4 separate regions of the Homo sapiens genome follow, and regions 2, 3 and 4 are each linked to region 1. The links are chromatin contacts, found by Hi-C or POLR2A ChIA-PET in ENCODE. All regions are on one chromosome and are shown on one strand. The core of a region is the stretch at or near the end of the contact, and the rest is flanking DNA. Distances in the headings are between cores, read along the strand shown. Region 1 holds the start of DHX34 (DExH-box helicase 34). Region 2 holds the start of CCDC61 (coiled-coil domain containing 61). Region 3 overlaps GRIN2D (glutamate ionotropic receptor NMDA type subunit 2D). Region 4 holds the start of PPP5C (protein phosphatase 5 catalytic subunit).

The links. A loop is a pair of places that touch in the nucleus more often than their neighbours do. ChIA-PET counts read pairs that join two places held with the same protein, here RNA polymerase II (POLR2A). Pooled maps may share reads with other maps.
Region 2: a map of naive thymus-derived CD4-positive, alpha-beta T cell shows a loop between it and region 1 (7-fold over the local background). The contact joins the promoter of CCDC61 here to the promoter of DHX34 in region 1. A Hi-C loop is called at or near these places in 1 of 168 maps with a recorded cell type or tissue (naive thymus-derived CD4-positive, alpha-beta T cell) and 6 of 50 pooled maps. POLR2A ChIA-PET finds 5 or more read pairs at or near these places in 1 of 52 experiments (activated T-cell).
Region 3: a loop to region 1 is called in a pooled map, with 2.4 times the contacts of the local background. The contact joins the enhancer-like site here to the promoter of DHX34 in region 1. A Hi-C loop is called at or near these places in 1 of 50 pooled maps. POLR2A ChIA-PET finds 5 or more read pairs at or near these places in 2 of 52 experiments (WTC11 and activated T-cell).
Region 4: a pooled map shows a loop between it and region 1 (9-fold over the local background). The contact joins the promoter of PPP5C here to the promoter of DHX34 in region 1. A Hi-C loop is called at or near these places in 1 of 168 maps with a recorded cell type or tissue (heart right ventricle) and 5 of 50 pooled maps. POLR2A ChIA-PET finds 5 or more read pairs at or near these places in 1 of 52 experiments (naive thymus-derived CD4-positive, alpha-beta T cell).

The regions. Positions count from the first base shown.
Region 1 is chr19:47,347,737-47,350,832 of GRCh38, reverse strand. It overlaps DHX34 (DExH-box helicase 34), which reads right to left and starts at 1,518. Exons shown (of 17, transcript NM_014681.6): 1 at 1,481-1,518. RefSeq lists an enhancer at 774-1,678.
Region 2 is chr19:45,993,941-45,997,036 of GRCh38, reverse strand. It overlaps CCDC61 (coiled-coil domain containing 61), which reads right to left and starts at 1,570. Exons shown (of 14, transcript NM_001267723.2): 1 at 1,533-1,570. RefSeq lists enhancers at 1,453-1,632, 2,023-2,212.
Region 3 is chr19:48,412,547-48,415,642 of GRCh38, reverse strand. GRIN2D (glutamate ionotropic receptor NMDA type subunit 2D) reads right to left here. Exons shown (of 14, transcript NM_000836.4): 5 at 1,538-1,652; 6 at 1,059-1,270; 7 at 611-779. Among named protein-coding and RNA genes, the nearest start is that of GRIN2D, 20 kb to the right of the region's middle. RefSeq lists enhancers at 689-828, 534-1,255. Within about 2 kb of position 1,579, at least 4 of the 41 ENCODE cell types and tissues checked have a DNase peak (open chromatin) inside an H3K27ac peak, as active enhancers do.
Region 4 is chr19:46,345,501-46,348,596 of GRCh38, reverse strand. It overlaps PPP5C (protein phosphatase 5 catalytic subunit), which reads right to left and starts at 1,510. Exons shown (of 13, transcript NM_006247.4): 1 at 1,380-1,510. The coding sequence starts at 1,500. RefSeq lists enhancers at 1,263-1,392, 1,493-1,672.

The DNA of each region.
Region 1 (3,096 bases), core at 269-2,768:
GTCATTCTGTAGTCTGATTTTTCTCTGTAATCCAACTCTTCCTTTCTCCATCTCTCTTCAGTTCTCCATTTGACTTTCTCCATCTTTCTCATTAAAAAAAAAATGCTTTTTCAGGCCGGGCATGGTGGCTCACGCCTATAATCCCAGCACTTTGGGAGGCTGAGGCAGGCAGATCACCTGAGGTCGGGAGTGCGAGACCAGCCTGACGAACATGGAAAAATCCCGTCTCTACTAAAAATACAAAATTAGCCAGGGTGGTGGCACCTGCCTGTAATCCCAGCTACTCTGGAGGCTGAGGCAGGAGACTCGCTTGAACCCAGGAGGCAGAGGTTGCAGTGAGCCAAGATCGCACCACTGCACTCCAGCCTGGGCAACAAGAGCGAAACTCCATCTCAAAAAAAAAAAAAAAAAATTCATTTTTGTTTTTTTGAAACAGGGTCTCACTCTGTCACCCAGCCTGAAGTGCAGTGGCACAATCACGGCGTACAGCAGCCTCGACCTCCCAAGCTCAAGTGATCCTCCCACCGCAGCCTCCCAAAGTGCTGTGGATGACAGGAGTGAGTCACCACGCCCTTTCTCATTTTCTGTTTGAATCTTTTTTTCCTCCCTTTTGTCCTTCCAGTATTCACTCTCCATCACCACCTCTCTCCATTTCCCCATCTAATACTTTATCTCCCAATATCAGAAGCTTTAGTAATAGCTCATGCTTACTTACTCACATTAACACACAGACCTATCCTATCTGCATGATCTATTCCTATCCCACACCTATGTACATACACACACACACTTTTCTCACGACTGTCAGGCACTATGATCACCCCCTATTTTACTGAGCAATAGAGAGGCTAAGTGAGTAGCCGAGTGTTACATGAGCCACTCAAATCCAGGGGTTCGGGCTCCACTCCCTCGCTTTTCCATTTCTCAGCATCGTTCTCCATTATCTCCAGCTTTTGTGGGGTTCTTCCTATTTCAACTGTCTCCATCCTTCCGTATCTCTCGGTCTCCCCCGTGATTCAGTGTCTCGTTTCTCCATCTAAATTCCATTTTTTCTGTTTCTAGTGTCCACGATCAGTTTCCGACTTTTCCCTCCACTCCCCAAGTTCATGGGCGACCACGCCTCTCGGCCTCGTGGGCTCTAAGACTCTCGCTGGAACCCATCGGCACTCTCGCCCACGCTCTCTAGTTTTCAGCTTCCCTCCTCTCCCAACACCCTCGTCTTTCAGTCCCTCAGTTTCTCGAAGCTTCTTTTCGTGCCTCCATTTCTTTCGGTCTCTGGCCTGTCGCCCAGGTTCTCCCAGGGACGCTCAGGTGCCATCTCTGTCCGCGTTTGCCGGCCCTTCGGCTGCCTCCTACATTTCTCCTCATCTCGAGACTTCCCTCGCCCCTGGACTCGCACCCCAAACTACCCCCAAGCGGCCCAACTCCGACAGCCATCGCCGCCACAACCCGGTACACCCGTCCCGCCCCCCTCACTTACCACACGCCGCGAACGCCTTAACTTCCGGTCCCAAGAGCGCTAGTCTTGCGCCTGCGCACACAGCCATCTCGTTCTGACCCCGCCCCGCCACCACAGAAGAGCCAATCGGAAGCTCTGGGCTGCCCAAGACCCATCTTGCGCCTGTGCACAGCACGCTTCCGCCCCGCCTCGCTTGGGGCGGAGCCTCGAGTGATTGCGCCCTCTAGAGGCCAGTAGAGGCATTGCGGTACAGACTTGCAAGCGCCTCCTCCCCGGCCCCGCCCTCTCCTCCCCAAGCATAGCCACGTGCGCCTCAGCTCCGGGACGCCGGGGTTTTAACCCAAAGAGAGAGCTGGTCTGGGGCCCAGGAACTTTTTTTTTTCTTTTGAGACATAGTCTCACTGTCTCCCAGGCTAGAGTGCAGTGGCGTTATCTCACCTCATTGCAATCTCCGCCTCCCAAGTTCAAACCATTCTCCTGCCTCAGCCTCTCGAGTAGCTGGGATTACAGGCGCACACCACTACACCTGGCTGATTTTTGTATTTTTAGTAGAGACGAGGTTTCACGATTTGGGCCAGGCTGGTCTCCAGCTCCTGATCTCAAGTGATCCGCCCGCCTTGGCCTCCCAAAGCACTGAGATTACAGATGTGGGGCATCTCACTCAGCCTCTACCTCTTTTCTTTCTACAACCCCATTTTCTGTTACCTTTCTCTGCAATAAACTCAATCACACACATTCAGGAAGACCCCCAAGTATAGAAACAATCTCATTAGCCAGCAATGCACCCTCTCTTTTATTAACTGAAAGAAGAAACAGCTGGGCACGGCGGCTCACGCCTGTAATCCCAACAGTTTGAGAGGCCGGGGTAGGTGGATCACCTGAGGTCAGGCGTTCCACACCAGCCTGGGCAATATGGCCAACCCCTGTTTCTACAAAAAAATACAAAAGTTAGTCGGATATGGTAGTGTGTGCCTGTAGTCCCAGCTACTCAAGAGGCTGAGGTGGGAGGATCGATTGAACCTAGGAGGCTGAGAGACTGAGGCTGCAGTGAGCCATGATGGTACCACCGCACTCCAGCCTGGGTGACAGAGCCAGACTGTCTCAAAAAAAGAAAAAAGTGTTGTTGTTTTTTTTTTCTGAGACGGAGTCTCGCTGTCGCCCAGGTTGGAGTGCGGTGGCGCGATCTCGGCCCACTGCAGGCTCCGCCTCCCAGGTTCCCGCCATTCTCCTGCCTGAGCCTCCCGCATAGCTGGGACTACAGGCGCCCGCCACCACGCCCGGCTAATTTTTTGTATTTTTAGTAGAGACGGGGTTTCACTGTGTTAGCCAGGATGGTCTCGATCTCCTGACCTCGTGATCCGCCCACCTCGGCCTCCCAAAGTGCTGGGATTACAGGCATGAGCCACCGTGCCTGGCCAGAAAAAAGTTCTATGTCTAAAAAAAAGAAGGACTCTAAAGTTTTTGGCCTGAGCATTTGGAAATATGGAGTCACCATCTACTACCATCAGGAAGACGTGGGAGAGAGGCTAGAGAGAAAATCCGAAGATCTGTTTTCAGCATATTGTTTGAGTTATGCATTGGACATCAACTGGGGATGTCAAGTGGAACGTTGGATATAATTATCAAGCCTCTGGAAA
Region 2 (3,096 bases), core at 321-2,820, 1.4 Mb after region 1:
GAGGGAGGAGGAGGAACCCAATAGGTTGGGGCCTCGTGGATATGGTGAAGACTTTTGCAGTGTAATGTGGGAGCCAGGAGAGGGTTTGAAAGGAGAAACAACCTGACCTGACTTCTGTTCTACTAGTATCCCCCTAACAGTGAGAGGCAGAGAGCCCACCTGGAAGGCCACTGCAACAAACCAGGTAAGAGCAGGAGACAAACTGAGGCCAGAGTGGTAGCAAAGGAGCTGGTGAGGCATGGTTGGATTCTGGATGTGTTTTGAAGACAGAGCTAATGCGATCTGCTAGACCATATATAAGTAAGACAAAAGGGAGAAGTGAAGAAGACTCCAAGCTAGCCAGGCACGGTGGCTCACGCCTGTAATCCCAACACTTTGGGAGGCTGAGGCGGGTGGATCACCTGAGGTCACGAGTTCAAGACCAACCTGGCCAACATAGTGAAACCCCTTCTCTACTAAAAATACAAACAATTAGCTGGGTGTGGTGGCGGGCGCCTGTAATTCCCTTGAATCTGGGAAGTGGAGGTTTCAGTGAGCCAAGATCGCGCCATTGCACTCCAGCCTGGGCTACAAGAGCGAAACTCTGTCTCAAAAAAAAAAAAAAAAGAACACTCCAAGCTTCTTGATCTTAGTACCTGGCAGGATGAATGTCCCATCAACTGGGTTTGGAGGTTGAAAGGAAGAAATCGCAAGATTGGTTTGGGACAAGTTTATGTCTGAATGTCAGATGAACTTCCAAAGAGAGAAGAGTCGGCCATGATATGAGTCTGGAGTTCAGGGCAGAGATCCAGGCTGGAAATACACACGTGGGAGTTCTCATTAGATAAAGAGGGTGAAGCTAGCCAATGGTATAGACAGAGATGATGTCATTCTACTGATGATGAAGCTGAGGCACAGAAGGGTTAAACAACTGGCCCAAAGCCACAGTAATGATCAGTGGCAGAGCCAGGATTCAAATTCGGGATTCAACCCGACGCCAGAGCCCACATTCTTAACCATCAGTAGAGTAAGTTTAAGAGTTAATTCACCTAAAACACTTGGCAGGTGCACAGCACATAGCAAACGCCACAGGCATAATAGGGCTTCACATCTCTTTAAAGTACATGCTCATCCCTGGAGGTCTCCTTCCCTCCCTTCCTCAATATTGCTTCTTCCCACGACTTTCACCCAAATCAAAGCTTGTAAAGCATAGTGCGCTGTAATAACCCTCTGCCTTAAAACCTCCTACTAAATCGCCACGCTGCATTCCAAGGACGTCTCTATATTTTACCATCTGCTGTCTCCTGCTTTACAACTTTCCCCATTGAAGACCCTCCTGCGATATACAGATCACCCCCAACTCACATGCTGCGCTCAGCCTCACAACCCCTCAATCAAGCGCCTACCCTTGTTAAAGGGCACCCTCCCTCCCGATTCCTACAAGGCCAGGTCAGCTGCCCACCGCAGCCCACTCTCCCCCGAGAGAAGCCCCTTCCCCTCCACCTAAGACCTCCACCACGGCCCGCGCAACCGCCACTCCCGCGGCCTCTCACCTTCTCCACTAGCAACCCTCCTCGCGAGCGGTTCAACTGACGAAGCTCCAGCCCCGCCCCAGGATCCGGCGTTCTCGCTTCTGATTGGTCACAGCTTACCAGCAGCCAAGTTTCCATTAGCCAAAAGAGACGCCCATCACTCTGTCCCTCCCCCAGAGGAGAACCCGCCCTCCAAAACTTCCAATTGGCTAACTAAGAAGAGGCTGTCCCAAATGGGTTGGGGGAGGCACCTAACGTCGGGCTCTTCTCTAATCACTACTGGCTAATAATGCTGCCAGTCATACAAAAAGGTTGTTCCCCAGAGTGGAAGGGAAAGAATCCCGGAAGTAGCCCCTTGACTCCACCTATTACCCCCTGCGGGAGGGTAGGCCGCGCCCACGTGGTGGGGAGGGCCTGGAAGGGAGAGCCGGGTGTGCATGCGCATGGGGAGATAGTGGCCGCGGCTCCGGAAACTGGGGAGTGGTCTCAGCATAAAGACAGGTTGAGATTTGTCATCGCTTGGTGCATTCCAAACCTGCACTAAGCATTTTGCAGGACTTGGCTTATTTAAACTTTATAACAGCCCTGCAAAGTTATTATGATTTCCATTTTACCACTAAGAAAACAGTCTCAGAGAGGTATAGCCACTAGCCCGGGTTCACACGGCTTTTGAACGACCCATATTTTAAACCGATCAGTCATGAACTGGAAGGATCCAGCTAAAGGAATTGAGCGCGGGGATGGGGGAGGAGGGACCTCTTTAAGAAAGGAAAATAAAGTTTAAAGAAAAAAAAAAACTGACATGAAAGTTTACTTAGAATATGAAATAATAACAAATTACATATTTAAAAGAGCCAAATACCACAAACATTGCAAAATCCCAAAGGATAACGTAATGTTTTTATTAATTTTCTGCCTGACACACCTCTGTGATGTTTCCTACTTTTTCAGCTGCATGTTTCACAATATCCTTGTCTACAAAGAGAAAAGTAAGTTATCTTTCCTCTAGCGTGGTTGATGGAACTTTTTAAAAATTCATTATAATTTAGAACAAGTTTCAGCTTCACAAATCAGTATTGGTGATGTTATTGAAGTCTTTTGGAAATCTAGAAAAACTTCTGGCCAGGCGCGGTGGCTCACACCTGTAATCCCAGCACTTTGGGAATCACGAGGTCAGGAGTTCGAGACCAGCCTGAACCACCTGGTGAAACCCTGTCTCTACTAAAAATATAAAAAATTAGCTGGGCGCAGTAGCGGACGCCTGTAATCCCAGCTACTCAGGAGGCTGAGGCAGGAGAATCACTTGAACTCGGGAGGCGGAGGTTGCAGTGAGCCAAGATCGTGCCACTGCACGCCAGCCTGGGCAACAGAGTGAGATGCCACCTCCAAAAAAAAAAAAAGAAAAACTTTCATAAAGTTTCATTCACATGTTAACTATGTTTTGGAAAATGTTTCCACAGACTAACTTCTGGCTCAATACTTTCAATTTTTTGTTTGTTGGTTTCTTTGTTTGCTGAGACAGGGTCTCGCTTCATCGCTGGGCTGGAGTGCAGTGGCATGTTCATGGCTCACTGCAGCCTTGAAC
Region 3 (3,096 bases), core at 330-2,829, 1.1 Mb before region 1:
AGGAGTCCCACCCTCCTAGCCCCGCCTCCACTGCCCCAAAGTCCCTCCTCCCAGCCCTGCCCCCTTCCCCTAGGAGTCCCACCCTCCTAGCCCCGCCTCCTCTGCTCCAAAGTCCCTCCTCCAAACCCCGCCCCTGACACCTCCTGACCCCGCCCCCTGTTCCAAGGCATGTCCCTCCCGCGACCCCGCCCCAGGCCCCAATCAGGTGTTTCCTCAATTTGGCCGCGCCCCTGCCCCAGGGTGCCGACCTCTTTTTTTTTATTATTATTTTTTGAGACTGAGTCTCACTCTGTGCCCAGGCTGGAGTGCAGTGGCGCGATCTCCGCTTACTGCAACCTCCGCCTCCCGGGTTCAAGCAATTCTCCTGCCTCAGCCTCCCGAGTAGCTGGGATTACAGGCGCCCGCCACCACGCACGGCTAATTTTTTGCATTTTAGTAGAGACGGGGTTTCACCGTTTTGCCCAAACTGGTCTCGAACCCCTGAGCTCAGGCAATTCGCCCGCCTCGGCTTCCCAAAGTGCTGGGATTACAGGCGTGAGCCACCACGCCCGGCTGTGCCCGCCTCTCGACTCCGCCCCGAAGATTCCCCGCCTCCCGTCCGCCCCCTCACCTCCCCGATCATGCCGTTCCAGACGCCATCGATCTTCTTTCCGTGCTTGCCATTGGTGACCAGGTAGAGGTCGTAGCTGAAGCCGATGGTATGCGCCAGCCGCTTCAGAATGTCGATGCAGAAACCCTTGCAGCAGCGCTTTTCCGGGCGGGGGGCATCCGGTGGAGGGCTGCGGGCAGTGACCAGGCTTGGGGAGTTTGGGGACCCCCTCCTTAGACTCTCTCATGAAGAGAGGATATGGAGGAAGGGATAGGCGGCAGCTAAAACTATGGTTAGCGCTTTCAGGGGAAACTCAGGCTCAAAGAATTCTGAGGTTTGCCTAAGGTCACCAAGCTGGAGGGCTTTGTGGGTCCTGGGTCCCAAGGGAGGAGGGGGCTGGGGGCCCAGACTACTGGGCTTCACGGGAGGCGGGTTTTGGAGCCGGAACTCCTGGATCCCGAGCTGTCACCTGTGGGTTCGGTTGAGCTGGCTCCGGCAGGGGACGGAGTCTCGGATGCAGGTGCCGCTGATAGGGTCTGCAGGCTCCACGATGACAAACGGCCTTTCCTCCAGCGTGGCCACCGTGAGGTGCTGCGTGTCGTCCACTGGCTGCAGGAAGCGACCATAGCGGGACCACAGCGGGTACTTGAGGCGGAGCGTCTGCTGCTCCCAGCTGCCCACCTTGGCCAAAGGGAAAGAGAGTCAGGCTTCCTGGGAAGACTTCCCGGTGTATCCTGGCCTCCATGATCCTCTTCCCTCAGACCTAGGTGTGTGGGCAGCAGCTTCTTCCAAGACCCAGGAGCCCCTCCCACCTTCAGATCCCAGGACCCAGGAGTCCAGGCTCCTTGTCCCCTCCTCCCTCTTAGTCCACGACCTCAAGCCCCCCCTCTGCCAGGATGCAGGAGTCCACACCCTCTGCCATGCCTGAGGTCTGGGGCTACGACTCACCACCTCCCACGTCCTGTCTCTGGTGAGGGAGATGACCACCAGGGAGGGGTTCACTAGGAAGCCGTCCTCATTGAAGGAGTAATCCCGGTTATCCCACGTGATGTTCATGAAGTACCTGCCCAGGAGGAGGGAAAGGGGACATGCTGGGGCCTGGGCTGGACCTTGGCAGCGGAAGGCAGAGAAAGTCCCCTTTCTGCAGACCAGCCCCAGCCCCCAGCTGGAATCTCTCTTCTTTTACCTCCAAGGTCTCAAAAACACGAATATACCCCTTCCCTGCTCAGCACCCTCCCCTTGGCTGCCCAGTGCCCCCCAGGATAAGGTTCCAGACTCTCTTTCAGCTTGGTGTTGAGGCCCTAGAGTCCCCTTTTCTTTCCTTCTTTTTTAAAGTAGAGATGGGGTTTCACTATTTTTCCCAGGCTGGTCTTTTTTTTTTTTTTTTTTTTTGAGACAGAGTCTTGCTCTGTCTCCCAGGCTGGAGTGCAGTGGTATGATCTTGGCTCACTGCCACCTCCACTTCCTGGGTTCAAGTGATTCTCCTGCCTCAGCCTCCCAAGTAGCTGGGATTATAGACATGCACCACCATGCTTGGCTAATATTTTGTTTGTTTTTGTTTTTGTTTTGTTTTTTGAGACAGAGTCTTGCTCTGTCACCCAGGCTGGAGTGCAGTGGCATGATCTTCGCTCACTGCAACCTCCGCCTCCTGGTTCAAGCAATCCTCCTGCCTCAGCCTCCTGAGTAGCTGGGATTGCAGGTGTTCACCACCATGTCCAGCTAATTTTTGTATTTTTAGTAGAGATGGGGTTTCACCATGTTGGCCAGACTGGTCTAGAACTCCTGACCTCAGCCTCAGTGATCCACCTGCCTCAGCCTCCCAAAGTGTTGGGATTACAGGCATGAGCCACCATGCCCTCTTTCTTTTTTTTTTTTTTTAATGTGTGGTTTTTTTGTTTGTTTTTGTTTTTGTTTTTTGAGACAGAGTCTTGCTCTTGTTGCCCAGGCTGGAGTGCAATGGTATGGTCTCGGCTCACTGCAACCTCCGCCTCCCGGGTTCAAGCAATTCTCCTGCCTCAGCCTCCTGAGTAGCTGGGATTGCAGGTGTTCACCACCATGTCCAGCTAATTTTTGTATTTTTAGTAGAGATGGGGTTTCACCATGTTGGCCAGACTGGTCTAGAACTCCTGACCTCAGCCTCAGTGATCCACCTGCCTCAGCCTCCCAAAGTGTTGGGATTACAGGCATGAGCCACCATGCCCTCCTCTTTCTTTTTTTTTTTTTTTTAATGTGTGGTTTTTTGTTTGTTTTTGTTTTTGTTTCTTGAGACAGAGTTTTGCTCTTGTTGCCCAGGCTGGAGTGCAATGGTGTGGTCTCAGCTCACTGCAACCTCCGCCTCCCGGGTTCAAGCAATTCTCCTGCCTCAGCCTCCCGAGTAGCTGGGATTACAGGCGCCCACGACCATGCCCGGCTAATTTTTTGTATTTTTAGTAGAGACAGGGTTTCACCATGTTGACCAGGGTGGTCTCGAACTCATGACCTCAGGTGATCCGCCCGCCTCAGCCTCC
Region 4 (3,096 bases), core at 261-2,760, 1.0 Mb after region 1:
CATGCCTGTAATCCCAGCACTTTGAGAGGCCGAGATGGGCGGATCACCTGCGGTCAGAGGTTCGACACCAGCCTGGCCAACATGGCGAAACCCCATCTCTACTAAAAGTACAAAAATTATCTGGGCATGGTGGTGTGCGTCTATAATCCCAGCTACTCGGGAGGCTGAGGCAGGAGAATCGCTTGAACCAGGGAGGCGGAGGTTGCAGTGAGCCGAGATTGCGCCATTGCACTCTAGCCTGGGCAAAAAGAGCAAAACTCCCGTCTCAAAAAAAAAAAAAAAAAAAAAATTCCAAACTGGTCTTTGTAATGACTCACGGAGACCCTGCATGATCTGGCCTCTGTCCTAATCTCATCTTGTTATTGGTCTCCCCCTAAGTAGCCAAAGCCCCAGCCATGCCAGTACCCTTTCATTCCCCATCCCAGGGCCTTTGCACAGGCTGCTTTACCTCCCTGGAACACTCCTCTCCAGTTCTCCCTCTGTGAGTTTCAGCTTAAACGCCTCCTGCTCAGTAAGGCCTTCCCCCACTACCCTATCTAAAGTAGCCTCCAACCCTTATTCTCTACTTCATCACACTGCTGGTTTGCTTTCAAAGCACTCATCACAATTTAAGTATTTTACTTATTTACATGGTTTTTTTTTGTTTTTTTTTTTTTCATGTCTGGTTCACCTGCAAAATTACAAGCTAAGGACAGGGCCACATCTGTCTCATTCACTGCTATATCCCCAAAGTCAAGCACAGTCCTTGGCACATAACAGGTACTCAATAAATATTTGTTGAATTAATGAATGAATGGGTGCCCCACACTTGACTCTCAATATTCTAAGTGATACTATTCTTAAGGATCCCCACCCTTACTCCCAAGGCCCCCACCATCACATTCCTTTTCCTCGGGTCAGCCCAAATCTCCTACTTCCTTGTTCCCCCCATCTAATGATCCATTCCCCACCCCCACGATTGCCTTCTCTATTGGGGCTGTGCCCCCTCTACCCCCCACTTGGCGGCACCCACCCCAGGACTCCCCATTTGGTAGCGCCATCAATCACTCCCCCACCACATGTCACTGCCTGGTAGCGCCCTCTACAGGCCTCACGTTTGGTAGCGCCCTCATTCCAGTCCCCCTCTCGCCCCACAATTGGTGGCGCCCTCCTCAGTCTCTCCACTGAGTAGCACCCGCTCCGCACGCCACTCCTAGGTATCACTCTCCGAAGCCCCCTATGTCGCTCCTTGGCAGCGCCATCCTGGGCCTCCCCACGCCCGGTCACTTGGTAGTGTCTGCCCCGCGCCCAGGCTGCAGCTCCGCGTTGCTATGGTTCCGCGCGGGCCCGGCACCCCTCAGCCTGGGCCACTGTCCACCCTCCCTGCCAGGCGGGCGCACCTTTGAAGTAGTCATTGGCCTGAGTCTTGAGCTCCTCTGCCCGCTTCAGAGCTCCATCAGCCGGGGGTTCGTCCCGGGGGGGCTCAGCACACTCAGTCCTCTCGCCCTCCGCCATCGCCATGCCGCAAAGCGACCCCTACCCTGGCAACGGCCGCCAGCGGCACCCGGCCGAACCGTCGCGAAGGAGCGCCGGGTGGCCGCCGCCGCTGCCGCACAAGTGTCGTAAAGCGCGGGCCCTGAAGGCGCCCTTCACGCGCCTGCGCAGGTCCCTTTCGCCACAGAGCGCGCGGAGGACAAGGTGACCAGAGGTTCCCCAGACGGTACCCCTGGTAGAGAGAGCCAATAGGGAATGAGAGAAGGGGCGCGCGGGGAAACAGACCTGGTGTGGCCTCTCCTCCCAAAGTTACCGTGTTCCAAGGCTGTAAAAAGTTTCTCGGTTCTGAAAGTGGGATTTCCCCGCTGTCCTCTAGGGTTGGGGGGTGGGTTGTGAATGTCGCTGGCGGGTGTGGCTGTTTTGCAAGGCAGCGCCATGCCCTACGCGGAGCCGGACCCGGGCGTCGAGCCCTATTGTCGACTACCTGTGTGACCTTGAACAAATCTTCCCTTCCTCTCTAGGGTCTCAGTTACCCATCTCTGAAAAATTAGTGGTTTCTCAAGCCAAAAAGGGTCCAACCTTGAGGGTCAGTGTTTGAGTTTTTAACTGAAGGCACTCTGGATTTCAAGTCCTGAGCAAGGCTTAGAAGTGTGTTGCACCATCTCCTTTCTTCCTGTGTTCAGCTTCCCAAATCCTGAATCTTCAAATAAACTCTCCTGTTTGTGTTTTTACAGATTCTCTTGTCTGAGATCACAGCATTGATTGCATGCACTCTGCCTCCCTCCAGTTTACCCTTCACATTTTTTTTTTTTTTTTTTTTTTTTTGAGAGGGAGTCTCCCTCTGTCGCCCAGGCTGGAGTGCAGTGGCGCCATCTAGGCTCACTGCAACCTCCGCCTCCCGGTTTAAGCGATTCTTCTGCCTCAGCCTCCCAAGTAGCTGGGATTACAGGCGCCCGCCACCATGCCCGGCTAATTTTTGTATTTTAGTAGAAACGGGTTTCACCACGTTGGCCAGGCTGGCCTCGAACTGCCGACCTCAAGCTATCCGCCCGCCTCGGCCTCCCAAAGTGCTGGGATTACAGGCGTGAGCCACCGTGCCCGGCCGAGGGATCTTTCTAAGACATGATAAAACCATGGCACACTCTCGCTCCCAGGCTTCCATGGCCCCAGCACCCTTAGGAGAAAACCCAAACTCCTGATTAGGAGACCCTGAATAGTCTTAACCTCAGGCTGAATAGTCTAATATCCAGATTCCACCCCTTTGCCAATCCCCACCCGCCGTACACGCTTCCAGTCTGTCCTTTCTAAGCCCTCATGTAGCACTAAGTCCTGTAAGGCTCTGGATCCCCTCCTGGAAGCACACTCCTAAACCTATCTATCCCACTCCCAAACCTCTTGTTAGTCCAACCCCATCTCTCCTACTGGCCCCCAGCACAACCAACAATCACCCTAAAGGGCAGATATTAGTATCATCTCCATTTTACAGATAAAGACACAGACTTGCAGAGGTGTTTGACGAAGGTCACAACAACATAAGAAGGTGACAGAGCCAGGATCAGGAATCCCATCTAATTCCTATGTCCTTCATTGCCACTCTACTGCCTCTGTAGGTGCCAGAGCCCA